2 separate regions of the Homo sapiens genome follow, and region 2 is linked to region 1. Evidence: read pairs that join two places in POLR2A ChIA-PET (ENCODE). Cell type or tissue: OCI-LY7. All regions are shown on one strand. Links, peaks and the distances in the headings refer to the core of each region. The heading gives the core; the rest is flanking DNA.

Evidence for each region. Peaks named below come from ENCODE experiments on the same cell type or tissue, not always from the same donor. Only the 100,000 strongest peaks of a DNase experiment are listed, where the experiment ranks them.
Region 2: POLR2A ChIA-PET joins it to region 1 with 6 read pairs; 15 of 35 experiments call an interaction of 5 or more read pairs at or near these places.

The regions. Positions count from the first base shown.
Region 1 is chr14:61,710,362-61,725,730 of GRCh38, forward strand. It overlaps HIF1A (hypoxia inducible factor 1 subunit alpha), which reads left to right. Exons shown (of 15, transcript NM_001530.4): 2 at 10,021-10,211; 3 at 11,148-11,293; 4 at 11,378-11,462. It overlaps HIF1A-AS3 (HIF1A antisense RNA 3), which reads right to left. Exons shown (of 3, transcript NR_144368.1): 2 at 6,608-6,656; 3 at 5,197-5,467. Among named protein-coding and RNA genes, the nearest start is that of HIF1A-AS1, 22 kb to the left of the region's middle. RefSeq lists an enhancer at 9,378-9,427. In OCI-LY7, for the core only: no CTCF peak of the experiment used is centred there; DNase peaks (open chromatin) are centred at 9,750 and 10,120; H3K4me3 peaks cover 3,491 bases; H3K27ac peaks cover 3,992 bases.
Region 2 is chr14:61,491,951-61,507,319 of GRCh38, forward strand. The region is part of intron 10 of PRKCH (protein kinase C eta); the gene reads left to right. Among named protein-coding and RNA genes, the nearest start is that of PRKCH-AS2, 46 kb to the right of the region's middle. RefSeq lists an enhancer at 14,238-14,810. In OCI-LY7, for the core only: no CTCF peak of the experiment used is centred there; a DNase peak (open chromatin) is centred at 9,931; H3K4me3 peaks cover 66 bases; H3K27ac peaks cover 1,013 bases.

The DNA.
Region 1 (15,369 bases), core at 6,725-11,724:
CTTGGTCTGTTTTGTTTATTGCACCGTGTCCTGTTCTGGGAAGAGTGTTAGACTCATAGAAGATGATCAAGAAATATTTTTTGAATACATCAATAACATTCTCTAACATGTGGGTATCCTAAAGGTTTATTTTTAAAGTTTATTGATTAGAATTCAGAAGATATTTTCCCAGATAAAATAATAGATTGCTAGCTGTCTTGAAAATGTAATTTATATTTAATTTGAAATGTCAGGTTTTTGCTATTTTTTCCATTAAGTAGAGATAGGGTTTTTAAAAATTACATGTGATGTTTTAAGTATTCTGGTTTTGCAACAATTACTAGATAGAAAATGTAACAACAGATCCTATTAATAATACTTCCAATAATACATATAAAATACTTGTCTAAAAGTAACCCTCCTTAAAAAAACAAAGCTGGCCAGGCGCGGTGGCTCACGCCTGTAATCCCAGCACTTTGGGAGGCTGAGGCAGGCGGATCAAGAGGTCAGGAGTTCAAGACCAGCCTGGCCAACATAGTGAAACCCCATCTCTAGTAAAAATACAAAAAATTAGCCGGGTGTGGTGGCAGGCGCCTGTAACCCCAGCTACTCAGGAAAATCGCTTGAACCTGGGAGGCGGAGGTTGCAGTGAGCGGAGATCGCACCACTGTACTTCAGCCTTGGGCAACAGTGCGAGACTCTGTCTCAAAAAAAAAAAAAAAAAAAGGCAATAGGATTAGGTATCAACTTAATGAAAACTTCGTGACAGCACTTTCTTGAAAAAGACTGTGGAAACCAAAGTTAGTAAACTCCTGTTTCTGCCTGGGTTCGGAAAACATAAAGATGATAAAGATGTTTAAGTATTCCTTTTTTTTTTTTTTTTTTTTTTTGAGACAGTGTCTTGCTCTGTCTGGAGTGCAGTGGCACAATCACAGCTCACTGCAGCCTTGAACTCCTGGGCTCAAATAATCCTCCTGCCTCAGCCTCCTGAGTATCTGGAACTACAGGAGTGCACCATTACACTCGGCTAGTAATTTGATTGGTTAAGAACATTAACTATAACTCACACATTTTCCTGACCACATTTGCTTAGGACAAAACAGTAAAAGACATGAGTGTAGATGAAAGCGATAAGGGAACTAATCTTAAACACTGAACCTCTTTTCAGCAAATTGGCTTTCTAGTTTCTCAGCTCTCTCTTTACACCTCTAAATCTCTTTCCTGGCAAGATCATTTATTTGCCTTGGTTTATGGTGATACTCTTCATTGTTATACTGGTGGGTGATTGTTTTAATTGATAGCTGTTTTTTTCTACTTCAGGAAGATGACACTGCTGGCTCTGCTGGCTCTGATGTTTACCTTGTGGCTAATGCCTGTGTTTGCCTGTGTTCACATTTATTCCACGATTCATTTGTTAACATTTACTAAGCTGCTTTTCTGTGCCAGGAACTTGGCTAGATAAATAAATGGTTGTTTTTGTACACAGAATTAGCTGTCATAATCAGTTACTGTAGCATTTATTCTTGCAAAAATATATATTTATACTTCAACTAGTGATCGAATCTCAACTTATTAATTCATACATTCAGCCAGCACATAATTGAATACTTCTTATGTGTCAGAAACTGTTCTAGGTGCTTGGGATGTTCATTGAACAAAATAGACAAAAGTCTCCGCCTCTATGGAACTTACTTTCCAGTGAAGGTGTGGATTGGTGGGATAGAAAATAAAATAATCAAGTAAGATATGTACTTAGGCTTTCATAAAAATACAGCAGGGCAAGAGGACCAAGATGGAGGCAGTGATCAGGGAATCTCAATGAGGGTGAGACTGCGACAAAGACTTGAAAAAGGTGGAGAAGCAAGCCTTGTGGGTATTTAGGGTAGCAGTAGTCCAGGCAAGGGGAACAACTAGTGCAAAGGCTCTAGGAGGCAATGTGTTTGAAGTGTTTTAAGAACAGTAAGGAGGCTAGTATGGTTAGAACAGAATGAGCAAAGGGGGCAAAGTGGTAGAAGGTGAGATCAAAGAGGTAATGAGGCCATTGTGGAGGCCCATATGGACTATTGGAAGGGCTTTGGCTTTTACTCTAAATGAGGCAAAAACCATTTTAAGCAGAGAGGAGTGATATGACTTGATTTCTTGTTAAAAGGATTATTCTAGTTGCTGTTACAGAAAAAGATTACAGGGGTGCAAAGAAACAGGGAGACAAAAGAATATAAGATTTTCACTGTAACTTATATCTAGTATGCTTGCTTATACTTGAAAATGCATATCCAGATAATTGTAGTAAATTCAAATATTATGTTTATTTAATAGTACTAACATTGATATGCTGGTTAATTATGATTAGGAGCACTAATAAAGCACAAATCAGGGATTCCCAAAAAGAATGTTGAAAGGGCAGTCAGCTTTTCCTGTGCCAGAAATCAAAGTCATAGCAGATTTGGGGCAAATATGTCAAAGTCAAACTTACGCACATCACTACTGAGAAGACAAAGATGAATGTGTGACAGTTTCCTGCCCCCAAGAATCTTTAAGCATTGTGAAGGAAGATTAATATAGCCAAATAACTAGAGTGATCAGTTCTACCAGAGAGGACCAGTTTTGGAAGCCAGAGGAAAAAAAAAAAAAACAGAAACAAAATGATGTTTGAATTAAATCTTTAAAAGTTTCTCTTATAAATTTACCAAGCCACATATTGGGAATGGTACCCCAGGCAGAAGGAGTAGAGTAAGCAAGCCAGAAAGGAAATACTATGGTGCTTTTGAGTAACTGCAGTGTGGCTGAAGAATGTGGAAAATGATGAGGATAAAGAGGTGGACAGGGAACTAGGTAAGGGAGGGCTTCCTTTTAAATAATTAGACCTTGTCCTGTGTACATTTAATGGGATTTTAATCAGGCCATAATGCCAAATTTCTTTACTTCGGAAGGATCTTTATGGTGATGGTTTCAGAAAGAAATTAAAGCAGAGTAACAGTGGTTAGCAATAATGATCAGCTAGTGGTTCCCAAACTTACGTATCATATGCATCTTGGAAGTTTTTAAAAACTCAGATTTTGGGATCCTGACTTAGATCTACTGAATCAGAATTTACAGATTCAAATTCCCAGTGAGGCCTAGGAATTTGAAATGTTGAATGTCCTTCACGATGCAGCTAGACAAGCATTTGGGAATAAAGCATTAGGTGACTATTTCAGTAGACTAAGGAGTGGGAGGCCATTTAAGCTCAAAGGCTATTCTACTTCTCACTATATTTCTAGTACCTAGCACAGTGCATGGTACTTGATAGATGCATCCTTTCTCCCATACCTCGCCCTACACATCTCTTCATGTGTATCCTTATTAATATCCTCTATTATAAACTGGTAAACATGTTTCCCTGAGTTCTGTGAGCTGCTCCAGCAAAGATGGGTTTGTGAGAATCCCAACTTTTGAAGCCTGTCAGTCAGAAGTTCCTGAGGCCAGACTTGCAACTCCTGTTGAGGGGGCAGTCTTGGGGACTGAGCCCTCAACCTGACACTGTCTCCAGGTAGATAGTGTTAGAATTGAATTGAAGGACACCCAGTTGGTGTCCGCTGCAGAACTGATTGCTCACCTGGTGGTGGAGAGAACCCCTCCTCTCCCGATAGGGTTGCAGAAGTTGTCTTCTGTGTTGTTGATTGCTGTGGTGTGGGAGCAGAGGGGGGAAAAAAGCTGTTGGAGAGTTTTTTCCAAAACAATAGGAGATTATTTAGATTTATAAAAATAGAATCAAAGTAGATTAACTGAGCACATTGTGAAATATAGAGTAGAGCTGTGTGTAAGGAGTATATCTTAATGTCAAGCTGACACCAAATTGAATGTTTGCTGGAACGTTCAAAAATCTAAGCTTCCCAAATCTGTGAAAACACTCAGGTTAGTAAACAGTCTTATGCAAACAGCAAGACAATGCTCAAAGCCATTTAAGGAAAAAGAACAGTAACTGAATTCTCTTATGGAAATGTGAGATGTTGTTTTAGTAAGTACTGATGGTGTTATACTTTTTGTTTATTCGTTTGCTGGTATTTCAGTTCCTAAAATTCCTTCAAATATGCTGCAAAATACAAACCAAGAACTTGGTGGATTTTCCATTTGTTTTCCTGTGGGAAATGATGGAATTAAAAACCTTGAGGATTAGACCTTGAGAGTTACCTTCCAGTGTTTATGCCACCATTATACAAAATTCTGGAGGACAAAACCCTTCCCACTTAAAAACCAGTTAGTTTCAGAAAATCACCTCATGTTAGGAGACTGCATCATTATAGTATGTGTGTTAGCTTTAGGTATAGATCTAAAATATTTTTAATATTTTAAAAACTTAAGCCTTTCTTCATTAATTTGGCCTAATACAAGTTAGAATAACTTTAAAAATGAGTACAAACAACAAGGAAGGGCCAGGCGCAGTGGCTCAACGCCTGTAATCCGAACACTTTGGGAGGCCAAGGTGGGCAGATCACCTGAGGTCAGGAGTTCCAGACCAGCCTGGCCAACATAATGAAACCCCATCTCTACTAAGAATACAAAAATTAGCTGGGCGTGGTGGCACACGCCTGTAATCCCAGCTACTCGGGAGGCTGAGGCAGGAGAATTGCTTGAACCCAGGAGGCAGAGGTTGCAGTGAGCCGAGATCGCGCCATTGCACTCCAGTCTGGGCAACAAGGGTGAAATGCCGTCTCAGGAAAAAAAAAAACAGTTTCTGTGACTGCTAGACAAATGTTGAGCAAGTAAAACACCAACAATGTTGAACTTAGATATTGAAATAGCTGCTCTGTACAAATAAAGTCTACTGGGAGTATAGACTGAATTACCATCTTTTGACTCTTTCGCCATAATGATTGGCATTACCGGAAGGGATTACCTTGCTTTGAAGAGCTGCTGGACAGTAGAGCAGAGAGCATCTATTACCATTGTAGGTGCCTTTCAGTTAGGATTTTGGATTTATAAGCAAACTCCAAGAAAGAGCCTGGTTCTGAGTTTCTCTGAATAGCTTAGGTCAAGTCCTAAATTCTGAAGCCAACTCCTATAATTCCTTCTTTATGTCTTTGGCATGTGAAGTAGGCAAATTTCGAACTTTATAATAATAGCCTAGACTTACAAATACTTGCCTTGGTAATCAGGATGAGTTTTTGAGAGACAACATAGTCTAGTGTTAATCGCGTGGACACCAGACTGCTTGAGTGAAATACAGGTTCTACCATTTATTAACGGAGTAATGTTGGGTAAGCTATTTAGCCAGGGTCCTTATCTGTAACATGGTGATAATAATAAAGATTAAATAATAGGTGAAAAATGTTTAGAATACCACTGTGTTATTAGTAAGCACCATGCATAGGTGTTTGGATTTAAAAATACTGGCAAAGGCCAGGTTGGGTGGCTCACACCTATAATCCTCGCACTTTGGGAGGCCAAGGCAGAAGGATCGCTTTAGCCCAGGAGTTCAGGACCAGTCGAGGCAACATAGATTCCGTCTCTGCAAAAAATTTAACAGAATTAGTTGGGCATGGTAGCGTGTGCCTGTAGCTACTTGGGAGGCTGAGGTAGGGAGGGGGAGGATTGCTTGAGCCCACGATTTCGAGGCTGCAGTGAGCTTATGATCATGCCACTGTACTCCAGCTTGGGTGACAGAGCAAGACTCTGTCTCTAAAATAAAATGAAAATAAAACTGCAGGCAAAAATGCCAACTGAAGAGTGAACATGAACTTTTCTTTGCATTTTTCTTGGGCCTGAGACTTTAAGAAGTGCAGGGCAGTTAAAATGATGAGATATAATTCTCACCTATCAGCTCAGCAGAAATTAATAAGATTAAAAAGATGCGTAATATATAATATTGCAGAGTGCATGGGGGAATTGATATACACATTCATGAACTGGCAGAGACAAAAATGGGCACAGAACCATTTGGAAAGCTATTGTGTATTTTAAAAAATTTCAGTAGCACATTTTTTATATCATGAAATTTCACTTCAGAATGTCAGTCCTGTAGAAATACTGACGCAAGTGCAAAAACAACAAAAACCAACTTGTACCTTCAAGGCCAGAAAGAGTTATTTCACCAAATAACATAATTGAGGTACATTAACTTTATTAGAAGTAAATCTGATAATCTGCTCACATTTTAAATAGTTATGGTTTAACTTCAGTTCTTGAAGTCACATATTTTTACAATTAGGAATGCTAACAGGCTTTTTGTGCAATACGAAAAGATGACTTTAAATGCCTACAATTATTTTGTGTCCTTTTATTTTTTTTTAATTTTTACTGACCTACTACAAAGCACTAAATATTTTATGTTCTTAATCTGAAGAACAATAGACATTCTCTATAAAACAACTCTTGCTTATTCATGAACTTTGTACACAAGAAGCTTAATAAGACGGGCTCAAAATTATTTTTCTAAATATATTTCCTATACAAAATAATTTCAAGATATAATTGTTACTTTTGTGTCTAATACTGTATGTTAAATAATAAAATGGTAAGCATGTAAAAACTACAATACCACAAAGATTGAGCTATTTTGCCAGTAGTATACTCCAACTTTAGTTCTAGAACAGTTGTAGAAATGGGTAAACAAACTGTTTTAACTGTACTCTTAACTGAAATATAGTACCTTATGCAGTAGCAGAACATATCAGCAGAAGAACTTCACTTGACCTGTACTTAAAAACAAAACAGATGCAATTTATAAAATTTAGAGAAATATAGTGACCTTATTTGCATGTGGAAAATGTACTTCTTTCTGATCTACATATCTTCTGTTGTGCAATGTAAGCAGTAAAACAAATAGTACAGGATTCATCTCTGTGGGACCTAGACCCCCTGGTCTAACAAATAATTCTTGGTCAGTACTGTAATTCTGTGGTATAAAACTGATAAAATTAGCCTTCCTGTGACTAGACAAGAAGCCGGGCAGTTTAAATGCTGAAACTCACAAGAACTTCAGAAGCTTTAGCTTTAAGCTTTAAGCTTACTTAGAAATGTTATAAGACCTCCAGTAGTCACATATGAAGAATATCATGAAGATTTTTCCATTAAATCTTTATTATAGATCCCTTGATTGGTTTCTGTCTAGACTCATTGTGTGATAAAGGACATAATAATTTTTATCACCTTCATCTAATATAGGTTTGTCAACTCTATATTAGTTGTTTTCTTGAAGGCTGGTTTTCTTCCAAAATTCAGTCTTATTTTCAGTCTACACTAGCTTTTAAATATACTGTCCTTTAGATGCTTTATCTAACCTCAAATTTCTAATGGATTTGTCTTAGACACTTATTGCCACTCCTTAGATAGTCATTGCTATCTTTGAAGTTCTGGACGATACGTGTATTACAGAGGAACTGGAGACATTCCATCACCATAGTTAGCTTGATTGGATACCCTTTAAAAGCATATACTCGCGCCTGTAATCCCAGCACTTTGGGAGGCCGAGGCGGGTGGATCACTTGAGGTCTGGAGTTTGAGACAAGCCTGGCCAACATGGTGAAACCTGTCTGTACTAAAAATACAAAAATTAGCCTGGCATGGTACCACATGCCTGTAATCCCAGCTACTCAGGAGGCTGAGGCAGGAGAATTGCTTGAACCTGGGAAGTGGAGGTTGCAGTGAACCAAGATCTTGCCATTGCACTCCAGCCTGGGTGACAAGAGCAGAACTCCATTAAAAAAAAAAAAAAGCATATATAGCACATATTATAAGGTTTTCAATTTTTTCACCAAGTGTTTCATTTGGGTAGTCATTTATTGGTAGTTTACATCAGTTGAGTGGTTCAGAAAAAATACAGTAAGTTGCTTATAAAATTCTGAACACTTTGGCCAGGCACAATGGCTCAAGCCTGTAATTTGAGCCCTTTGTGAGGCTGAGGCAGGAGAATTGCTTGAGCTTAGGCGTTCAAGACCAGCCTAGGTAACAAAGAACGCCTGGAATGATTGTGGCATTTGAACTAATATTCAGGTTTAACAAGAGATAATTGACCATCACTCTATTTTAGAGGCTTTATTTGAACCAGATAGAAATCTATTTCCCACAGCTATCACTGCCTGTCACCTACAACTTAAGGGGGTTGGGGAGGAAGTGAGAGATTTTCTGTTAGGGCCAATAGGGACCTGCTAGATACCCCCCCATCCTGGGAATGGTGTATGGAACTCCAGTGTATGCTGGAGTTATTATCATCATACTTGTTTTTTTATTTTACTCTTCTGCTTATACAGATCAAGTCTTACGTTTTATTTTTAAGTTTAAATTGAAAACATTTACAGAGAACAATGCAGTGAAATGAAAAAATTACAGACTGCTGGCATTTGCATTTTCATGTAGCCTCAGTGACTAATTTTTTTTTATTGTACAGCATTGAGAAAATCCTAGTTCATATAACTAGTTATAGTTCATATAGATTCATATAACTAGTTTTAAGTGATAATAGTTTCTTCCTTTTTTTCCTCCACCATCTAACCAGATGAAGATAATAGTTTTTAATAGCTCACCGTAAATTTCAAGGTACTCAAGTTAAATTGATCTAGATGCTTGAGTTGAAATTTTTCTATCAAAGTTCAATAACATGCTTACATTCCTTATTAAAGTATAAAAGTCCTATAAACACACAAACTTGAGTAAGTACTAAAACTAGTATCAGTATTGTCACAATACAACATGTTATATTGTAACAAGAGCATTTGCTGAGAACTGTGCTTGTTACTCCAGAATGTTGCTTCTATGGTTGTACCTTTCAACTTTGCAGATCATTTGGAAGGAGGAGAGATTTGGGGTGGAGACAATTCGGTACTTCATTCACAGGATGTAAGGAGGATTAAGTAAAATAATGCTGGCTAAAAGTCCTTATTTAGCATACTGCCCAATGCTCACTAAATCATAATAGCTGTTTTTAACATTTGGTGAAGAATCTATTTAACAGGAGTGAGTTGAGGGGCATAGGAGATCATGTGAGTGTTTAAAGTAGAAGCAGCATTCCCCATTAAGAAGAGAAATACTGTGGAAGAGCAAAGACTTTAAAACACCTGGGTTCAAATCCTATTTGCTACATAATGGCTACTTTTAACCTATTGAACGCCAGTTCCCTCATTTGTAAAATAGGGACAATATTTAACCTATTTACAGGTTGTGAGAGAACTAGGCACCTAGTACAGGGTAATGTTGGCACATGGTAACCTTTAATAAACTGTTGCTATTCAACAAGCTATTAGATGTCACTAGGCAGTTAAGCAAAGGAAGACAGCTTTTGCTTGGTGTGACAATGAAAATCTTTCTGATTTCCTTCTTGGAAGAGTTCCCTGAAGATATGTCATTGTATTGACACCTTTATTTTTGCTAACCTATCCCTCTAAATTCTGGATATTGTGTGTGCCACAGCTTTTTTTCTTCCATATTCCTGCATTTATTTGGCACCTGTTGTGCCAGTAATAGATAAGGGGCTGCTAAGGGAGGAGGCAACCTGCACTGGCTTATAGCTGCTAATGTCAGTTCCTATAGCTTATCGTCAGTGTTATTCATGTGGTAAAAGGGTGAGAAAGTACTGGAGTCTAAAGAAACAAGTAGAAATCAGTTTGTAGCTATTACCGTTCTACCTGCTAACAACTCCTGTTTTCAAGTTATTATGTACAACTTTAGGTAGTTTCTCTAGCCTTAATCGTGGTTTCTCTGTATTGAGACTACTTTTGAATTCTATGAAGTACAGCCTTAGATGTACAGGCTACTTTAAATTTTTGCCTAAAATAAAAACATTCTCTCCAATTACATATGCTGGGGAGGAAACACCTGCTTCCGACAGGTTTAAAGCTTGGTTTTGGACTTTTTGTGAGAGTTCCTTATGTGTGCAGTAATCCAAAATTTGTATAGTTGCCCTTTATAAAAGTACATTAATCTAGTAGACAAATCTCCATGTAACTTAATTACATGGCATCTTCTAATCCTTCTGTGATAAGCAGAAATGTAAAGTTTTATTCAAGTTAAGGCAAACTAACTTGTATACACTTTCCATCTCGTGTTTTTCTTGTTGTTGTTAAGTAGGATAAGTTCTGAACGTCGAAAAGAAAAGTCTCGAGATGCAGCCAGATCTCGGCGAAGTAAAGAATCTGAAGTTTTTTATGAGCTTGCTCATCAGTTGCCACTTCCACATAATGTGAGTTCGCATCTTGATAAGGCCTCTGTGATGAGGCTTACCATCAGCTATTTGCGTGTGAGGAAACTTCTGGATGCTGGTGAGTTATTTTACAAGGGTATAAATAGGCCTGAAAATTAGAAGTTAGAAGTAAATAGAAATTATTTTTAGAAGGTGGTCGCAATGTTTTGATTTTGTATACCTCTTTATATTGTGATATGTACACGTTTAAAAATTTTTCTGTAATTCTCACTATTTTTATCAAGCTTCATTTTTTTCTCATCAGTTATTCTTTGAAATAATCATTCTTTATGCACATAATTTGTTTTGCTTTATTCTCTTAAACATACTCTCAATTCTTTTCTAATATAACATCCTTTTTATTACCTGCTTTTAAAGCTTTAGTCAGGAATAAGATACTGGCTTTTCCCCTCCCCCCTTTTTCTCCTGTTCCATCTACCTTTCTTCCTTTAAAAAACATGACTCAGGCCGGGCGCGGTGGCTCACGCCTGTAATCCCAGAACTTTGGGATGCTGAGGCGGGTGGATCATGAGGTCAGGAGTTCAAGACCAGCCTGGCCAAGATGGTGAAACCCCATATATACCAAAAATATAAAAAATTAGATGGGCACGCTGGTAGGTGCCTGTAATCTCAGCTACTAGGGAGGCTGAGGCAGGAGAATTGCTTAAACTCAGAGGGCGGAGCTTGCAGTAAGCCGAGATCAAGCCACTGCACTCCAGCCTGGGCGGCAGAGTGAGACTCCATCTCAAAAATAATAAAATAAATAAATAAATAAAAAACATTACTCTTCTTTCTTCTTCTATGGTTTGCTTTGCTGCATTACTTTAATCATGAAAAGCAGCTGGCACATCTAATTATAGTTTTTCTAGCTTCTGGCCTGCACTTTTCTGTGTTGAAATGGCTGTATATATTAAATAAAGTGTCTGCGAGAAAACTTTGTAAAAACATCTAAATATTATATCATTTAAGTACAACTTTTTAACTAATTATTTTCCTCTTCTTGTGCCCTTTTTAGGTGATTTGGATATTGAAGATGACATGAAAGCACAGATGAATTGCTTTTATTTGAAAGCCTTGGATGGTTTTGTTATGGTTCTCACAGATGATGGTGACATGATTTACATTTCTGATAATGTGAACAAATACATGGGATTAACTCAGGTAAAATGCACACATATTAAGAGCTCTTCTATATGTTTTTATGATTTTATGATCTAGCCCTAATTTTTAAAAATGTGTTTACAGTTTGAACTAACTGGACACAGTGTGTTTGATTTTACTCATCCATGTGACCATGAGGAAATGAGAGAAATGCTTACACACAGAAATGGTAAGAAAAGTCTGTTGTTTGATTTAATGTGACAGGTGGTTTTACATAATAAGATACTATTGCTAATTATTAAACTTTGCTATTGTACTTACCCAAGGCAAAATGTTATTTCATGTTTAATAAAATGTCTATTCTTTGTTAAAACTATTATTTTAGTTTTTAGGAATTTCATTTTGAAAGCCCACCTAATTGCATAAATAATTGTGTGGGTGTGAGAAATAAAATGGAAAAGTAAAATCATGACCAAGAGAGTTACAAATAACTTTTTTTTTTTTTTTTTAAGATGGGGTCTCGCTCTTTTGCCCATGCTGGAGTGCAGTGGCACAATCAGCTGACTGCAGCCTTGACCGCTGGGACTCAAGCGATCCTCCCACCTCAGTCTCCCAAGTTAGCTGGGACCACAGACGCGTGCTACCATGCCCAGCTAAATTTTTAAAAATTATTTGTAGAGACAAAGTCTCACTATGCTGCTCAGGCTGGTCTTGAACTACTGGGCTTAAGCCATCCTCTCACCTCGGCCTCTCAAAGTGTTGGGATTACAGGCATGAGCCACCACGCCCAGGCTACCTTTTTTTTCCTTTTCTTTTTAAATTGTGATAGGGGTTCTTGCTGTATTGCCCAGGCTGGTCTTAAACTCCTGGACTCAAGTGATCCTCCTGGCTCAGCCTCCCAAAGTGCTAGGATTATAGGCATGCGCCACCACACCTGGTGGAGTTAAAAATTAAAATACACCATTAAGGCAAGGAGAAATTATAATACAAATGGCAGATAATAGGACTTTAGACAGTCATTAAAGTTGAGGTGCCAGTTTGAGTCTAAGGCCCAATAAAAAAAGTTCACCAGAATTTTAAGACAAACAACTGCTTATTTGACTTCTTTGGATGTTCTCAATAATTCGAGACCGTGTAGTTAGATTATAAAGTATTACATTGTGGATGCCCACATATTAACAAAAATAGAGAGTAAGACCTCTAATTCTTAGGAATTAATTGTTAAAAATAATCAAGTGTTCCAAGATTTTTTGGAAACTACCTCTTGAATTAAAAAATTAAAGTCTTTCTACATTTTTATCTTGTTAAACAGTGTATACTGATCATAATTATTTAAAAAATCATGTGTTCTAAGATTTTTGGAAAGTACCTCTTGAATTACAAAAACAAGAAAGTCTTTCCACATTTGTGCCTTCTTAAGCAGTGTATACTGATCATAATTGAACTTTTCTTCATGATGGAAAGTTACCACAAGGAAAATTTCTTATGTTCTGCTGTTCTTTGTTGCTCTCCAATTTAAGTGCATACGTTTGTTTGCTTCTATATTATAAAACCTCAAATTTACTTTTTGTATAATTTTTGAGGTTTTCTTTTTCATCTCATTTATTATAATAATAGCTAACCTCCATTGAGAGAATGCTGTGTGCCAGGACACTGTTCTTCCTATTTTATATGCTTTTAACTCCTTTATTCCTCACAACAACCCTGTGAAGTTAACTGTTAGACAATTTCTATTTTACTAGGAAACTGAGGTACAGAGTTACTAAGTAACTTTCCCAACATTATTTGGTTAGTAAATGGCAGAGCTTGGGCTGAACTTCAGTAGACTGGCTTCAGAGTCCACGCTCATTAGTCCTTTGGAGCGCTTTTCATATTCTTGAATTCTCACATTCTGTCTTTTTTCACTCTGTCAGCAGGACCTGACTCCTGTTTTTAAATTTCATATTGTGTTTTTACTGTTAATTTGGAAAACAAATGCATACTTTTTAGAATTCTGTATAAAGGAGGAGTAAATATGCTGTGAACAAGGACCTAAGTGGGTTGTCAATGAGTTTAATATATGAGTTCTAATGTGCAGAGTTGAGGTTTATATTGACTGCTCAGTGCTTCCCTGGGGCTAGACTATAAATGGATGGATATTAGGAAGTCTTGTTCTGATTTGGTAATGATGTTAATGCATTATTCTAAATCAGATAGTCTTAATATAGTTTAAATGTATGTTTCGAACCAAATGTTCTTTTTTAAAGCACACAAACATTTTGAAATCATTACTAATGTGGTTAATGAATTATTGATGTTCCATTGGGAAACTAAAATGCAGATTTTTCTCTTTTAGAAATCAGGGACTATTGCAAAGCATCACATTTTAGTGATACACTGAGAGCCAGTGGTGTGTTTATACAAATAGTCCTATTTTCCAAATAAATTCTAGAAAAATGCTTTAGAATTTATAAATTATACAAAATATGACTTATTTTTAGAGAGTTTAAAATTTAGGTTTTTTTAATGGTTTGTTTTTGTTTGTTTGTTTTTTGTTTTTTTTTTCCTCATTAGGAAAACACTAGTACTTTTCAGTTACCTTGATTTTTAAATTAATCTGCAGGTCCCCATTCAAAGGCCTTGGGTTCCTTTCAAAGGTCAGTATAATTCAAGCTTAGTTTATGAAGGACTGAACATACCCAAAGGATTTTGCATGTGGATCTTTACTGCCACTACCACAACCATCAACACCTACACACACACGACACACACACATTCTCTCTCTCTCTCTCTCTCTCTCTCTCTCTCCCCCTCCCTCCCGCACTCCTTCCCTTCCCCCTCCTTTGCTCTCATGGCATCTTTTAAAAATATACTCTTAAATCCTTCCAGGGAGGGCAAATTCACTTCTTAATCTAAGTAAACCCAAATGGCATGCATCAGCACCAGGACTGCCCATCTTTCCTAGTTCCATTATTCATAGAGTATAGGCTGGAATTCATCTTGTTCCTCAAGAGTCCAGCATTTCTAGTTAACCATGCCTACATTTAAACTTACTCTCATTTCTTTTCTACTTTACAGTGTTTTTTCAATATACTAGCATTACAGTTTCCAGATTTGATTTCTCTCCTGTCTTATTTCCATCAGTTTTCAAGTCTATTAAGATTCTACCTCTTCATTTGTCTTTTGCCACCATTCTTTTCCCTCATACTCTACTGGCTCAGCCCTCTCATTACAGTCACCTAATTCTAACATATATATTGCTGCTAAGTTAATTTTCCTTAAGTTACTGATTGTGCTTTTTTAAAGCCCCTTGTTGAATATTTAGGCAGGACTCCATGTGGACATCCACAGCCCTCCGTGGTACAGCCCTAACCTTCCCTTCTAGCTTTGCCTTACTACTCTTCTACGTGTACTCTACATTGTGGACAAACTACTATATGCTGTTTTTCAAACATGTCCTATTTTTCCTACCTCTGTGCTTTTCATTCTCTTACTTCTCCTTGGAATACCCTTCTAACCCATCTCTACTTACTGACATTCTAATGTCTCTTTTTCTAAGCAAGACTTCTTGATTTCCCTTGACTAGAAATTATCTTCTAAGCTCTCCCTATCCTTCTTTAAAGCATTTTTATAAGTCTCAAGTACCAACTCTACATTGTGTTTTTGTTGACCTTACTATATCTACTACATTTTTAACTTCTTCAGGAAAGGTGGCGTATCTTACTCATCTTTGTATTGCCTACAATATCTAGTCCAGGTTCTGAATAATAAATATTTTTATATGTGTTCTGAAGCACACTGACCAATGAAGATAAGAAATCAAGAGGCTAGTTCCTTATTTTTTTTAATTTTTTTTTTTGAGACAGTGTCTCACTTTGTCACCCAGGCTGGAGTGCAGTGGCACAATCTCAGTTCACTACAACCTCTGCCTCCCGGGTTCAAGTGATTCTCACGCCTCAACCTCCCAAGTAGCTGGGATTATAGGCATGTGCCACCACACCTAGCTGATATTTATATTTTTAGTAGAGATGGGGTTTTGCCATGATGGCCAGCATGGTCTCAAACTTCTGTCCTCAAGTGATCTTCCTGCCTCAGCCTCCCAAAGTGCTGGGATTACAGGCATGAGGCATAAGCCACTGCGCCCAGCAAGATGCTCT
Region 2 (15,369 bases), core at 5,005-10,004, 220 kb before region 1:
ACCTAGAATAGGGTGATTCTATCCAGTTAGGGAAAGATGGAAGATTTTTATAAGGAAGTGACTCTTGGGCTGAGGTCACGGTAAAGAGGGAAGGAAGGAACATTTGAGACAGAAGAAACAGCAAACGCAGATAGATGCCCAGTAACAGGAAGGAGTGTGGCAAGGTCAGGGGTTTTTAGAGCAGGCCAGCCTGGCTGGAGTCTAGGAAGCGTATCTTACTTCACTTGGCATTTTATTATCCTACAGTGTTCAGTCAGCTGATGACTTCAAGATTTTATTAAACACTCCTTGTAAATAATTTATTTGAAGGTTAGGTAAGGCCGGTCATGTTGCCAATCCCTGGAGGAGCCATCTATTCACAGTGAGTTCTCTGTGTCCAGGTCTGTGCATTTATACTCAACAATGGGTTTATAAAATATTAGAGCCAGAGGAGACCTCAAACGTTGCTAAGGGCCAAGTTATCTTTTACAGATGAGGGACTTCAGGTGTGAAACGTCCAAAAATTGTTTCTCATAGTGGATATTCTCTTCGGATGACTCATCTGCTGTTTGCTTTCCATCTCCAGGAAAACAAAAATATGGCTAGAAAATTTTGTTTCAGTCTTCAACTTACAGCTGGCATGAAGAGCAAACCAAGACATTTTGAGGCATTCAACCCTGTTTACTCCATTGCAGTGAGAAAAATCCAGTTGAGATCAGAACATATTTCCTGAGCTGCCACCTAGTGCCGGATGTTGCATTAGGAGGTGTAGATACAAGATGAGTAGATGAGATGTCTGCCCTTTGAGGCGCTTTCTGTGGGGTGAGAGAGATAGCCATTAATAAGTCATGGCAGCTGGGTTCCAAAATTGGAGTTTTCCCAGGGTATCTTGGGAGCAGACAGAATGGCCACTTGCCCTAAGATGGATGTTCAGGCAAACTTCCTGGAGGAGGTGATGCCTGAGCTGAGTGTGAAGAGTTAAAAGCTGAACAAAGATAAGGAGGGTGTTTAGGTAGGGGAGCAAGTTTGAGCAAAGCAGAGAAGTGTGGTGAATGTGTAGTTAAAGTGGAAAATGACAGGAACTTTGGTAGCACTGGAGCCTGAAGTTGGAGGCATGGGAAGAGGGAAGGCTAGAGGAGGCTGCAGAAATGAAGTATTAAGCACTTACTGTTCTTGAGATGTTTGAATTCTGGGTCACTTAGGACTTTGCTCCATTGCCTATCACAGGAAACATAAAAATGACAGTGGCTTAAGCCAGATGGAAACATAGTGCTCTCTCACATGAAAAGCCTGGAGGTAGGTAGTCCAGCCCCGCCATGGAAGCTCCGTGGAGTCATTTGCAACCCAGATTTCTGTGCTTTCTGTTCTGCTGTAGACAGGGTCACGTCCTTGTCTAAATGGTTGCTGAAGATCTAGGAATCATCTCTCTATTCCAATTCCATGTAGTAAGAAGGGCTAGAGGGCATTCCTCCAAACTGAGTCAGCTCCCTTTAAGGGGCCTCCTGGAATTCCACACAGTACTTACCATGGAATTGGCCAGAACTTGATCATATGGCTGAGTCTAGCTCCAGTGAAAGCCAAGAAATACAGTATTACAAGTGGCCATGTTCCAGCTAAAAATCAGCATTCCATTATTAAGAAGGGAAAGAATCATTATTTGATAGAAAACTTGCAGTGTCAGACACAAATTCCATGCCAGGGAGTCTGGGCTTTATGGAGCAGGTAACCTTTGAAGAATTCTCAGCAGGTCTTATGACATGAGTGGATTTATATTTTACTTTTACGTGCGGGTGGGGGGCATGGCATGTGTGGACATACCCATGGTAAGCAGCAGCCAGGTTGCAAGGGAGAGGTTCATTTTGAGGCAGTTGCAGAGTTCCAAGTAACAAGATAATGAGGACCTGAACTAAGACAGTGATGGTAGGGCTGATGAGAAAGGCATAAGAGATAATAGCAAGTAAAGCTGATAGGACTTAGTATTTGGGTGGATTCAGGGTAAAAAAGAAACCGGAAATCATTTCCAGGTGTTTAGCTAGAAGGTTGAGTGGATGGCAGTGCCATTAGCTAGGAGAGATCATGTGCCTAGGAAGAAGTCTAGGCAAAAGAGGAAGAAGTTTTAGAAAGGTTGTATGACAGGTGCCTGAGGTATACTCCAGTGGAGATGCTCCATGGATAGGGGCATAGGAGTCTGAAGCTCAGTAAAGAGGATGGGCTGAATTAAATATTTGGAAGTCATCAGGACATAGCTATTAGTTGAGACCACGAGACTGAATGAGATCACCCAATAGGAGTCTCTTAAATGGAACAGTGTGAGTCAAGGACAGAACCCTGGGGAACCAGACTCCATTAGAAATCTGCCTAAATTTGGCTCCAGGGTTATAGAAACAATTGGTATGTTCATCATTTAGAGTAAGTATCCCCAAAGTGCCAGTGTATTAAAAATATAATTCCATAAAAGTATAGAAAAAGATCACTTACTTTAGAGTATGTGTGTGACGCTACATATATTCTTCCTACTGAAAGAATGCTGGACATGGTTTTCAGAAGCCCTGCATGCTAGACCCAGCCCTGGTCCTGGGGATGTGGGCAGGTTGCTGAATGCCCCTAGCCCTTTGGCCCATCTGTACAGTGGAGGTGCCATTGACACAGCTTCCCAGCAGGGTCCTTGTAAAACTCAAATCAGATGGAAGTGGAAATGCGAATGCTTTTTGGAACATGCCGTGTCAATATAAGAGGTTATCTTTGCATATGTGCTGTCACCTGATTTGGGTTTTCTTGGTATCCATAGGCATAGGCAGCAATTATTCTCAAGACACTGCCTGAATAACAGGTAATTCTTCATAGAAATTGGAGTTTTAGCTTGTAAAAATCAACCTTCTGAAGACCAGTCTCTATAGTAAACTCTGGTCATGCTTTTCTTTGAAACCAAATCATTTTCTCTGTATTTTCACAATATTTTGGAATTGCAAGTGATTGATATACTTACCATGAACTTACCATAAACCCTTGAGATAATTTTCTTAGGAAGTCCTAGGGCATATGTGACAGGTTGTACAACCTGAAGACTATACTCTGGCATTTTGCTTCAATTTCAACAGTTTCTAATGTTTAGGGGAAGCAGTTGACCTCATTTTGAGTTTACGCCTTCTGGTATTAAAGCAGATGTTTGATGGTTAATTTGAGAGGAGATTCAAGAACCTTTTCAGACCATTAGTGGAGTGAACATCCTGAGGGTGTAATCCCAGTAATGCAGTTTCTCAAAGGACCTAACTTTATAACAGATAGACATTTAAGTCCTGGGACACCTTGATCATTTTTCTGTACTTCATATATTAAACCAGAATGCTGATCCTGGCATACCTCCTCAGGGTTTGGCCTTTTCATCAGTGAAGGCTGTGACTATTTGGAACTAATTGATAAATGTGTTAGTGGCTTTCACCAGCTAATGAAACCAGGCCACCAGTTTTGCTCTTCTTCCCACCAAATTGACCAAGCAACCAATTGCTTCATTATAATTACAGAGAATCTTGGATTTATTTGCTGAACAAGAAAAATACAGTCATTTAATCTTTATGTATTAAATGAACACAACCATTTGTAAAAAGTAATTGAATTGTACAGTTCAACAAATGTTTATGAAAAGTCTACCCAATGCAAACCTTTGTCAGGCTCTTAGGGAGTAAAAGAAGAATAAAGACAGGTCCTGCCCTCGAGCTTGGGGTGTTTGTTCTTTCCGTTAACAAATAATTTTTTTGTTGTTGGGCACTCACTGTGTACCAGACGCTACTGTGAGCTCTGGAAAAATACAGGAAATAAAACAGACAAAACCCCCTCCTCTCAGGGAGCTTAACTTCTAGCACAAGTAGTAGGACAAAATATAGAAAGAACACAAAAGTAGGACAAAAGACAAAAATATATTGAATGTTAGGGTGATTCAGTATATGGATAAAAAACTTGGTAGGAGCAATATAAAATTCAGTAACAAAGATTTACTGTTTGACACAGAGATTTTTAAAAGCTTCTCTGATAAGGGACATTTGAGCAGATGAACAAAGACCTAAGGATGGGAGGAGGCAGCTCCATGTGAATATCTGGGAGAAGAGTGTTCTAGGCCAAGTCCTTGGAGGGAGAGTGCGCAGTGGGATCAAGGAGCAGCAGAGGGACCAGTGGGCTGGAGCAGATGAATTCGGGCGTCATGGGCGTCGAGGGCCCAAGCCTTTTTGTTTTCTTTCTGCAATACAGAATGCTAACCACATGTGTTGAGCATTTGTCCTGTAAGGATAAACTCCTCTGTTTAATTGTATCTTCTGTATGACAGTTGCACAAGGTAAGTGGCATTATCCTTATTTTGCAGACAAAGGTCAGTGACATTATCCTATATTTGAGGCTCTGGGAAGTGAAAGGACTTGTTCAAGGTCACACAGTATGTGGTGGAATCTACAATTCCACTCCATGATATCCTTTTGAATCCATGCAGGTGCTGAGTTCCCTCACCCATCAGGCCTTTCCACACGTTTCCCCCTGCTTAGAATGCTCCCCCATCTCTTTGCCAAGCTTCCAGCTACCAATTCTTGCAGTCTCATCTTAGTCATCACCTCCTCTGATAAGCCTTTCCTGGACTCCCCTACCCTCCAGATTCCATCTAGGTTAGGTGCCCCCTCTGTTCCCATGGCATCCCGTGAAACCCTTCCCTTAGTGCTTTCCATAGGCTGTGCCCCTGTGCATATGGGTTCATGAAGGCAGGGACTGTGGCTGTCCAAGCCCAGCCCCTAGGACAATGACAGGAGAGTTAGGTGTTCTTAGGTGTTCATGGAATTGACCAAGGCCTCAAATTCTACGCTTTTTTTATTTTAAGATGACAGGTCAGGGCTGAGAATATATTATGATTGCTACCATTTATTGAGCATCTACTACGAGCCAGGCTCTATTCTGAGCTCTCTGCATTAACTCACCTACTCCTCATGACAGCGCTATGATATGACACTCAGCTTGGGAAGAGCTGCCCATTGATTGTCTTATTCTGGCCCAAACCCATGATTTTCTCATAACTCAAAGCAGTCTTTTTTAAATAAATGAAAGCCTTCTGGAAAGTTTCTCTGATTGACCGAAAAGGATGTTTGCACATCTGTAGTAGTGATGCATTTATATCCTCATACATATTTATTTGGATCTGACTTCGATTCTTTCCTTAGAACAGATTCCTGGAAAGGCACACAAATTAACGACTTTTAGAGCTGGCATTGTGGATAAGAGCTGGGGCTCCTGAGTAGAATGGACCTGGGTGTTTCCAGTCTTGGTTCTGCCACTTCTCTGTTGTGGGATCTTGATCAGGTTACTTTACCTCTCTAAGCCTCAGTTTCTTCAATGATAAAATGGAAGTCCTGGAAATACTCACCTGAGGGTGGTTGTTAGAATTAAATTTGTGATGTGGAGGTGCATGTAAAGCCTTTAGCCCAGAGCCTGGTATGTAGTACATGCTCAGTGATGTTCACTTTTAAACATTCTGTTTGCTACCACTTTTGGGAAAAGCATCAAACACATGTTCCAGTGACGGGTATTGGTGCCATTTTTCTAGTTCCCCTCATAGATCTTAAGTGCACAATTGGATAAATTTTGACATATGTACACATTGTGTAATCAATACTCCAAATACTATATGGAACATTTCTGTCATCCTAGAAAGTTTTTAGTGCCCCTTTCAGTTAGTCCCCAAACACCCCCATAGGCACCCAGTGATTCTGTGTTGATATTATAGGCTGTGGATATCCACATTGAAACTATTGAGTGTCTTCAAAGTAGAATTGCTTCTCAGGAGTGTCCTTTTCAGTATAAGAGGATGGGCTCTTTAAACTGACTACATGAGTGTAATGGCAGTTATGATCAGAAGAGACTACCCAAAGAAAGACTTCATCCCATCAGTCAGTTTTACTCTCTGTAGAGAAAAGTAATTACAGGAGGATAAACACCAGCACATCAACAGTTGTTGTCTGAGGTAATATAGGTGATTTTTATTTTCTTTTTGATGGTTTTCAAATGTTCTGTATTGAACAAGTGTTGTCTTTTTATCATTAAAAAAATGCCATCCTATTTATTTATTTATTTAGAGATGGAGTCTCACTCTGTCACCCAGGCTGGAGTGCAGTGGCTTGATCTCAGCTCACTGCAGCCTCTCCTCCCGGGCTCAAGCGATTCTCCTGCCTCAGCCTCCCAAGTGCCTGGGATTGCAGACATGCGCCACCACACTCGGCTAATTTTTGTATTTTTAGTAGAGACGGGGTTTCACCATGTTGGCCAGGCTAGTCTCAAATTCCTGACCTCAAGTGATCCCCTACCTGGGCTTCACAAAGTGCTGGGATTACAGGCATGAGCCACCGCACCTGGGCAGAAATGCTATTTTAGAAGTGATCTCATGTGATACTATGTTTTTCAACATGATGTCAGAAATTGGTAACCTGCTGTTTTATCAGTTAAGTTCTGTCAAGCCCCAGCCTCACGCCGTGACCACTCCTTGTCTGTGAAACCCAGTTCTACAGAAGTCACAAAGCCATTGTCTTAGTCTGCTCAGTACTGCTTAGTCTGCTGCCATAATAAATACCACAGACTGGATTCCTTGAACAGAAATGTATTTCTCACAGCTCTGGAGACTGGGAATTCCAAGATCTGGGTGCTGGCCAATTTGGTTCCTCATGAGGGCTCTCTTCCTGGCTTTAAGGTGGCTGCCATCTTGCTGTGTTCTCATGCGGTGAGGGGATGGAGAGAGCACAGGCTTTCTGGTGTCTCTTGTTATAAGGTCACAAATTCCATCATGAGACCTCACCTTTGTGGCCTCACCTAGCCCCAATTATCTCCCAAAGGCCCTACCTCCAAATGCTATCACATTAGAGCTTAGGGCTTCAATATATGAATTCTGGCAGGACACAAAACATTCAGTCCATTACAGCCATTCATTCATACACGTGTTTGGGGTTTTCAGTTACATTAAGCAACATGTTTTGCAGCTACTTGGTTTGATAGTGCCAAATCTACCCGGAAATGATTTCAGCCCTAAGGAAAACAGCTCCTGCTACAGTGGAACACACAGTAGACAGGCACGAGAGAATAACCAAGGATTAGACCGAGGCGTTGTCATGCGTTTGGCTCATTAAGCCATGCATGTTAGGCTTGGAGCTCTATTTTGAGGTGTGTTGAGACCAAATCCTTCTCCTAGATCCCAGTACTTAAGCCTGGCAGGAAAAAAAGCTGAGTACACTGTGGTTTTAGAGTGTACCTTTTGATAAATAGTTTGCAGCATGTCCCTGAAAGGGGAATTTTTTCCTTTGTCTTGCAAATGTCAAATTGTACTTTTCTGTAAACTTTGTAAGTAGAAATGTGAAGTGGTACAAGTGCTCTGTTGCTTTTTGGTGAAAATGCTCACACATGATGAATTTCTCAGTTCAGTTGCAAAGAGAAGTTAGTGAAACCTAACAGGCAAACTACCCCACACCCTGGAGAACAGTGTCCTGGGGGTGTCTGGTTTGCTAGGTGTGTGGCTGGTGCAGCAATGGGAAGGTGGCGCTTTGACTGCCTGGCCCCTCACATCTTGCTCCTCCCTTTTCACTGCTCCTCTGGCCTCCAGAGTAGCCATGTAAGCCTGTGCTTTCACGTACAGAATTGCTGCTCTACCCTGTTCTTGGCATTTGCGTCAAAATTTACTGTGTTCCGCTGACAAAATTCTAGAATCTCAAAGCTGGAATGGAGTTCAAAGTTATATACCCTTCTTCTTTCAAAGCATGAATATCCAACATCTGCCGAGCAGTCATTTTTTTCCGTACTTAAACACCTATAAGCAAAGAGGAACTTATACTTCCTCCACTTTCAGGGATGTACGGCTTTTGGAAATTTCGCCTTTCTGTTGACTCAAACATTGTTTCCCAGTAGCTTCAGTTCACTGGTTCTGGACCACCTATAAGGGGTAGACTTAAAAAAAAAAATACAGCTCTCTTACAAGAAAGCTGTGGAGATATGTGAAGGCAGTCTGGGTCTCCCAATCTAGTTTACCTGTTAACAAAGGAAATACTATTAGCCTGATAGTCGCTCGTTCTGGCTGTTTCTTCAGGATTACTGATTTCTCAGTAATCCATAAACCATCCATGTTATTAGGCATTCTAGATACTTGGATCAATATCCGGTTGACTTGTCACGTTCTTCTCTTACGAAATCAGAACTATCTGAACTAGCAGTTGGCTAACTGAACTGAGTTATGTTATTATAGCTCATGTTACTTCTTTTGGGTAAGACTTGGTCTTTTTTTTTGAGACACGGTCTCCCTCTGTTGCCCAGGCTGGAGTGCAGCGGTGCAGCTCACTGCAGCCTAGAGCTCCTGGGCTCAAACCATCCTCCCACCTCAGCCTCCCAAGTATCTGGGACTACAAGTGTGTACCAGCACACCCAGCTAATTTTTGTAATATTTTTAGAGATGGGGTCTCGCTATGTTGCCCAGGCTGGTCTCAAACTCCTGGGCTCAAGCAACCCTCCCACTGTGGCCTCCTAAAGTGCTGGAATTACAGCTTGAACCACCATGCCCATCCTTGGTCTTTAACTGGATATTGTTGATGCTGACTATAGAGTAGCAAGCACGGTGGAAAGTTAATTGGTGTGGTGATCTCAAAAAAGGATATTTAAATTTTCCTGTTGTAAGGATCTCAGGAATTTAATTCCTGCATCCATTTGAGAGTATAGCTTCAGCCTGTATGTGCACATGAAAATAGAGAAGGTAGTCATAAATCCCAGAACTGAGGATCTCTGTGCACAGCCCACTCTGCAAAGGTGGATATTTTCCTCTCAAATCAATCTGTGACTTGCTCAAGGGTGAATTACCAAAGATGAAACATGGGCTGAGCACGGGGGTGGGATGGGGGAGACAAGAAAATCACCTTTGGGTATGTCAAAATAGAGGTACCTATGGAACTCCTTCAAATGGTCCATCTCAAAGTTGGAAATACCAGGATAATGTTTAAGACTGGCCACAGACTCAGGTTGATTGCATGGAACAGCATGAAAATGAGACAGTATTGGCTTACAGTTAAGAACGAGGCTTTGAAGTCAAACTTAGATTTAAAACTTACCCCCACAATGTACTGTAATTCTGTGATATTGTACCAACTCTTTAATTCTCTAAGCCTCCGTTTCTTAATCTACATGAGGATAACAGTACTATCCATTCCATGGAGTTACAGTGAAAATTAATTCATGTGGCTTGCTTATTCCAGTGTCTGACATCAGCAAATCCTCCATATACATTATCAGTTGTTAAGAAGAAAAGTGATCCAGGGAAGGAAATTAAACAATGAATTTACTTGAAAGACAGATTCCATAAGGAAATTGTTGAATAAATTATGGTTATACCCGTACTGTGGAATATTATGCAACAATTAAAAGAAAGAATACATTAGATCTACATATATTGACCTGGATGGTTTGTCCCTGATAGACAAATAAATGAAAAAAAGAGAGATGTGTGCTCATTTTAATCCCATTAAAAAAAAAAGCAGTAGCGAAAGCTACACCAAGAGTCTCGTACGTTTCCTCATTTGTCATGGCTACATAAGGGCTTGCATCTTGAGCTCTTTTTTGTTCATTTCATTTGTTATCCCTCAATTTCTGGCACAGGGCATGGCAATATTTCTTTTTTCTTGTCTTCATTTCTGTTTTATTTCTAGCAACTGAGCCAACATTTGTCTGCAGGAATTCATGGTGGGGAGTAAGTGATGAGAAGATGGGTGGAAACACAGTATCATTTATTGACTAAAGAGCAGTGTCACTTTAATTTAATTTTAAAATGTAAATTAATGCATATACATAAAAAGGACACTTTTAGCTGTTCTAAAATGATTACAGTGAATGCTAAATCCTCTTCATACCCTTGTCCCCAGTCTCTCAATTCCTCTTCCTCAAGACATGTCCTTATATGTCCTTCCAGAAATGGTCTATGCATATGCAAGCTCTGCATTTGAATGTCTCCTGTTGAAAAACAAATGGTGGTATATTATCTACCTGAAGAACAGAGATTTTTTCCTAAGTCTTTAGAGAGATGAAATCTAAATCCTTAAAGAAAGGTAGTAGGTAGGCAATCTTTTCTTTTCTTTTCTTTTCTTTTCTTTTTTTTTTTTTTTTTCCGAGATGGAGTCTCACTCTCACTCAGGCAGGAGTGCAATGGCATGGTCTTCACTCACTGCAACCTCCACCTCCCAGGTTCAAGTGATTCTCCTACCTCAGCCTCTTGAGTAGCTGGGACTATAGCACATGCCACCACACCCGGCTAATTTTTGTATTTTTAGTAGAGACGGGTGTCACTATGTTGGCCAGGCTGGTCGCAAACTCCTGACCTCGTGATCCGCACACCCCAGCCTTCCAAAGTGCTGGGATTACAGACATGAGCCACCATGCCCATTCAATCTTTTCTTTTATCAGAAGGGTCTATGGGTGACAGTTCAAGTCCTGGAAATAATTCTGCTATCTCTTGTTGGAGAAAGTGCTGGTTTTTTCAGATCAGGCAACAGGCTTATAAACGTTTATTGCAGTTACAAGCTACAAAGAAAGATTTCTTTCCAGCACTACTGCTCCAGGTAGAGCAGTTGCACCAGTCATTATTTATAACTGGATTAAAGAGTAGCAGCACATACTTCTACCGTGGTTATAGAGTGCCTTCTGTTGTACAGAGTGGACTGCTTATTCACCAGGGAGTTCTCAAACACCTTTCTCTATGGGCGCTGTCCCAAATAATGTCAAGAGAGAAAAAATTAAAAATGAGCTCCTGCCCTCTAAGAACAGATGGGAGCAGCCCCAAATCTTGCAAATGAAGCAAGAGGGGGTATTCAGTCTTTAATCCAAGCAGCTAGAAGCTTGCCTTTCCCAAGTTCACCGAGTGAGGATTTTAACACTCCTTTGACAAAGAAATGGGGCCGAGCAGCAGAGGAAGGCAGGTGACACTGAGTCATGGAATTCACCCTTTCGAGCCCTTCCTGGGGGATGTGTGGCTCTTGGGTTGGTTCTTGAAGGAAAGGAATGAATGTAAGAGAGGAAGGGAAGCAGGCTTTTTTTTTTTTTTTTTTTTTGACTCCTACACAGAAGGTGGAATTGAGAAAAATATACTGTGGCGGTGAAATCAACTTACAAAACTGAGGAGGAAAATTTTGACAAAAGCAAACCCAAAATCTGATTACTGTGGGGCTGTCCATTTTATTGCTGCACCAAGGAGCAGGGTAGATACTATTTTGGCCTAAAGAACACTGAAATTTTGTTTTCTCATTTGCAAATAGACAGGTTCAAACCCGTCAGAGGCCGTAACTGAGTTTCCCTGTGACTGATTTGTATGTGTGTTAGTGGTTTTTTTTTTTTTTTTCCTGTAAGAATCTGGTTGAGTAATTCAGAAGGTTAAAAAACAACCAAACAGAAATAAGTGAGAAAAGTTAACTGAGGTCTGCCACATATGCCGGGAAGGTGCCCACAGACTGGCAGAATCTGTGCAGTCTTTGTCTGTTTCTGCCTATGCAAATACTAAGCCACGCTCAACAGAGCTTGAGCGTTGTATCTGTTCAACTGCCATTTAAGAAATAGGACTCTGTTCTCAACAGCTTATTCCTTGGGGTTTCAGAATGTAAAATATGAAGTGTGTATAATCACAGGCCAGGTTCCCAGCATTTCTCGGCATTTCAGCTTTGGCAGGAGGAATGGGAAAAACTGAAGTTTTTATGTCCAGGAAGGCTGAGTGTAATCTTTGTTCTGTGGCACTGGGAAAGGAAGTGAATCTGTTACAAAGCGCTTTACCTCTGAAGCATGTCTCAGGGGCAGCTGTGCTTTGTGCCATGTATTCTGTTTTCATAAAAAGAAAGAGGTAGAGTCGAGGGCTTACCATGCAGAGTATTTTCACAGTATCTCACTTGATATATCATCCAGGGAAAGTGACCTGTGTTATACTTTGTGTTTTAAGATATAACTCTAGAATCAAAAACTTACCAGAGAAGCTCAAGATACTTTACTTTGCAAGAATTAATTCTCAAGATAAAAACTCATCAGAGTTCAAGATAAGAAGGGTTCAATTAACAACACATTTTAAATGGAAGAATTATTTAAAAAATTGTTTTAACTTTGAATGAGCTTAGATTAACTTACCTGTTGCAGAGGTAGGTCAGACCCCATGTCATCATTTGCCCAGAAAAGTCCCAGTTTGCTCCCATAATCCCCCTTCATGACCCATTTTACTCTCAGAGGCCCATTTTGTTTATTGGGTTTTTTTTTCTTGAGAGAGTCTCGCTCTGTTGCCCAGACTGGAGTGCAGTGGTGCGATCTCGGCTCACTGCAACCTCCACCTCCTGGGTTCAAGCCATTTTCCTGCTTCAGCCTCCTGAGTAGCTGGGATTACAGGTGCTCACCACCACCCCCGGCTAATTTTTGTTATTTTTAGTAGAGATGGGGTCTCACTATATTGGCCAGGCAGGTCTTGAACTCCTGAATTTAAGTCATCTACTCACCTCGGCCTCCCAAAGTGCTGGGATTACAGGCATGAGCCACCGCACCCAGCCGTCTGAGGCCCATTTTGGGCGGTACACTGCATGGTCATCATACAAAGAGGTGTCTGCATTTCTACTTTTTTTTCTTTAAGATGGTAGAACCAAACAAAAAAGGGTGTTTTTACAAATTGAGAGGGGTCCCTCTGTAGGAGGGGAATTTCTCCAGCATTTTCCTTTGATGGAGTATTCTCCTCTCGTTCAGAAATAGGAAATTTAGTAACTAAAGCATTAAGAACAGATTTATTTTTTAACATCAGTCACTACCTTAGTTTCAGAGACACACTGGGGGAAATTGCCTTTCCCTTACGCCTCTTGTTTTATGTCCTTTATATGAGATGTTAATATATTTACATGAGGTATAAATTTGTCTGTAACTTTATAGGTTTGTATTCATTTATTAATCCATCCATCCATTCATTTACTCATTCAACAAATGTTAATTGAGACCTATTTTTTGCCTGGAGATATAATAGTGACCACAATAGGCCTGCTCCCTGCCCACAGGAAGCAGGCATTCTAGTGTAAGCACACAAACAAGTAAAAGTAATTACCAATTGTGAAAGTTACATGGAAGGAAATAAGTGAGCTTTTATTTGTGGTTTTATTTCATAGAGCTGAAGGAAGTGAAGAGACAGATACCTCTCTCCCCACTTCTTTCATTGCTGAATGTCTGAAGTATTTCTTACTCCATTGGACTACTATGACAGAACACTATCGATTGGGTGGCTTGTAAACAACAGAAAATTATTTCTCAGTGCTCTAAAGGCTGGAAAGTGCAAGGTCAAGGTACCAGCAGATTTGGTGTCGGGTGAGGGCCTGTTTCTTGGTTCACGGATAGCTGCCTTCTCACTGAGACTTCACATGGTGGAAGCCGTGAGAGAGCTCTCTAGGATTTGTCTTTTCTTTTCTTTTCTTTTCTTTTTTTTTTTTTTTTTTTTTTTTTTTTTGAGGTGGAGTCTTGCTCTATCGCCCACTGCAACCTCCACCTACCGGCTTCAAGCAATTCTCCTGCCTCAGCCTCCTGAGTAGCTGGGATTACAGGCATGTGCCACCACGCCTGGCCAATTTTGTATTTTTAGTAGAGATGGGGTTTCTGCATGTTGGTCAGGCTAATCTCGAACTCCCGACCTCAGGTGATCCACCCGCCTTGGCCTGCCAAAGTGCTGGGATTAGGAGCATGAGCCACCACGCCCAGCCGGATTTCTTTTCTAAGGGCGCTAATCCCATTCACAAGGGCTTTACCTTCATGACCTAGCCACCTCCCAAAGGACCCACTTCCAAATACAGTCACATTGAAGGTTAAGTTTCAACATACCAATTTTGGGGATACATAAACATTCAGTCTATAGCAGTATTTTATCTGGGGTTTCAAACTCAAATACCTTCAGAGTAGAGGCCAATGGGGACACTCCTGTCTCATGGTTCTAACCAGAGGGGACTTGCATATCCATTCACCTAAAGCTCCGTTAAGAAAGGTGAGGAGCCCCGGGCCAGACCCACAGGAAGTGTCCCCAGGTTGCATTTGGCTCTGGTCACATATTCACTTTTTCCAGAGTCCCCAAGGTATACTTTAGTTCCACATCAATGCCTACCAGGCCTGGTTCAGTCTTACATTTCAATAGGTCCCCTTGTGGGTCTCGGAGAAAAAGAGAGCAGCATTAGAATTTTACTACCACAGTGAGTTTTTCCACTTCACTTTGGAAACATTGAGCTATTCCTACGCAGTTTGGATGACAGAAATACTGTGCTCAGTGCAATCTACTGGAAAATCTGAGTGCTTGGAAAAATGTCAGGAATACTCTCTTTTGTCATGGAATTTCTCCATATTGCGGCGGTACTTCAGTGTGAGTCAGCAGGAGGAACTTCGGTGCACCAAGCAGGCCTCACATCAGTGGGGTTGTGAGTCCCAGCTCTGATTGAAGTCAGGGGGGTGGGTAAGTGATGTCCTGGCCAGTCCAGGGATGGGGGCTATTTCTAGTGTGCAATGCTGGCCCTCCTGAACCAAATGTGAACCCCCCTGGACTCTCGCATGAGTTTCTCTGGAAAGCTCGTCTTCTCTTCTTTACCCAACCCCTCCCCCTACCACTCTTCCAGAAAGTTGCTCTTCAGAATTCCATGAAGGATGGAAGCAGCCCTGAACTAACTGCCCTGGGGCTCTTTATTCTCAGGCTACCAAGAAAAGAAAAAAATGCTAAGAAGCAGGGACCTGGCTGCCTGATCTTCCCTATGGTCACTGGCTCTTCTTGAACAGGCATGTAATGAAATAGTGTGGAACAGTAAGAAAGCTCCTACAGGCAGAGGCCATCCATGAAGCCTCTTCTCAGGCAATGGAGTCTTCAAATGGAATGACCACAGACTGTTTTCTTTGAAGGTGAATGCACATGTCTAAGCCCTAAATTGCCCTGCTAAAATCGTCTTCCCTTGGACACCAAAAGCATAGCTGACAAAAGCAAAAATAAGTGAGAGGGAGTACATCAAACTAAAAAGCTGCTGCATAGGACAGGAAACACTTGACAAAATGGAAAGGCAACCTATGGAAAGGGAGAAAATAGTTGCAGATCTGATAAGGGGTTAGTATCCAAAGCATATAAGCAACTTATACAACCCAATAGCAAAAACTAATAATAATAACCTGATTAAAATGGACAAAGGACCTGAATAGACATTTCTCCAAAGAAGATATGCACATGGCCAGTAGGTTTATGAAAAGTTGCTCAACATCACTAACCATCTGGGAAATGCAAATGAAAACCACAATGAAATATCACCTCATACGTGTTAGGATGGTTATCCAAAAACCTGAGGACAAGTGTTGGCAAGGGTGTGGAGAAAAGGGAACCCT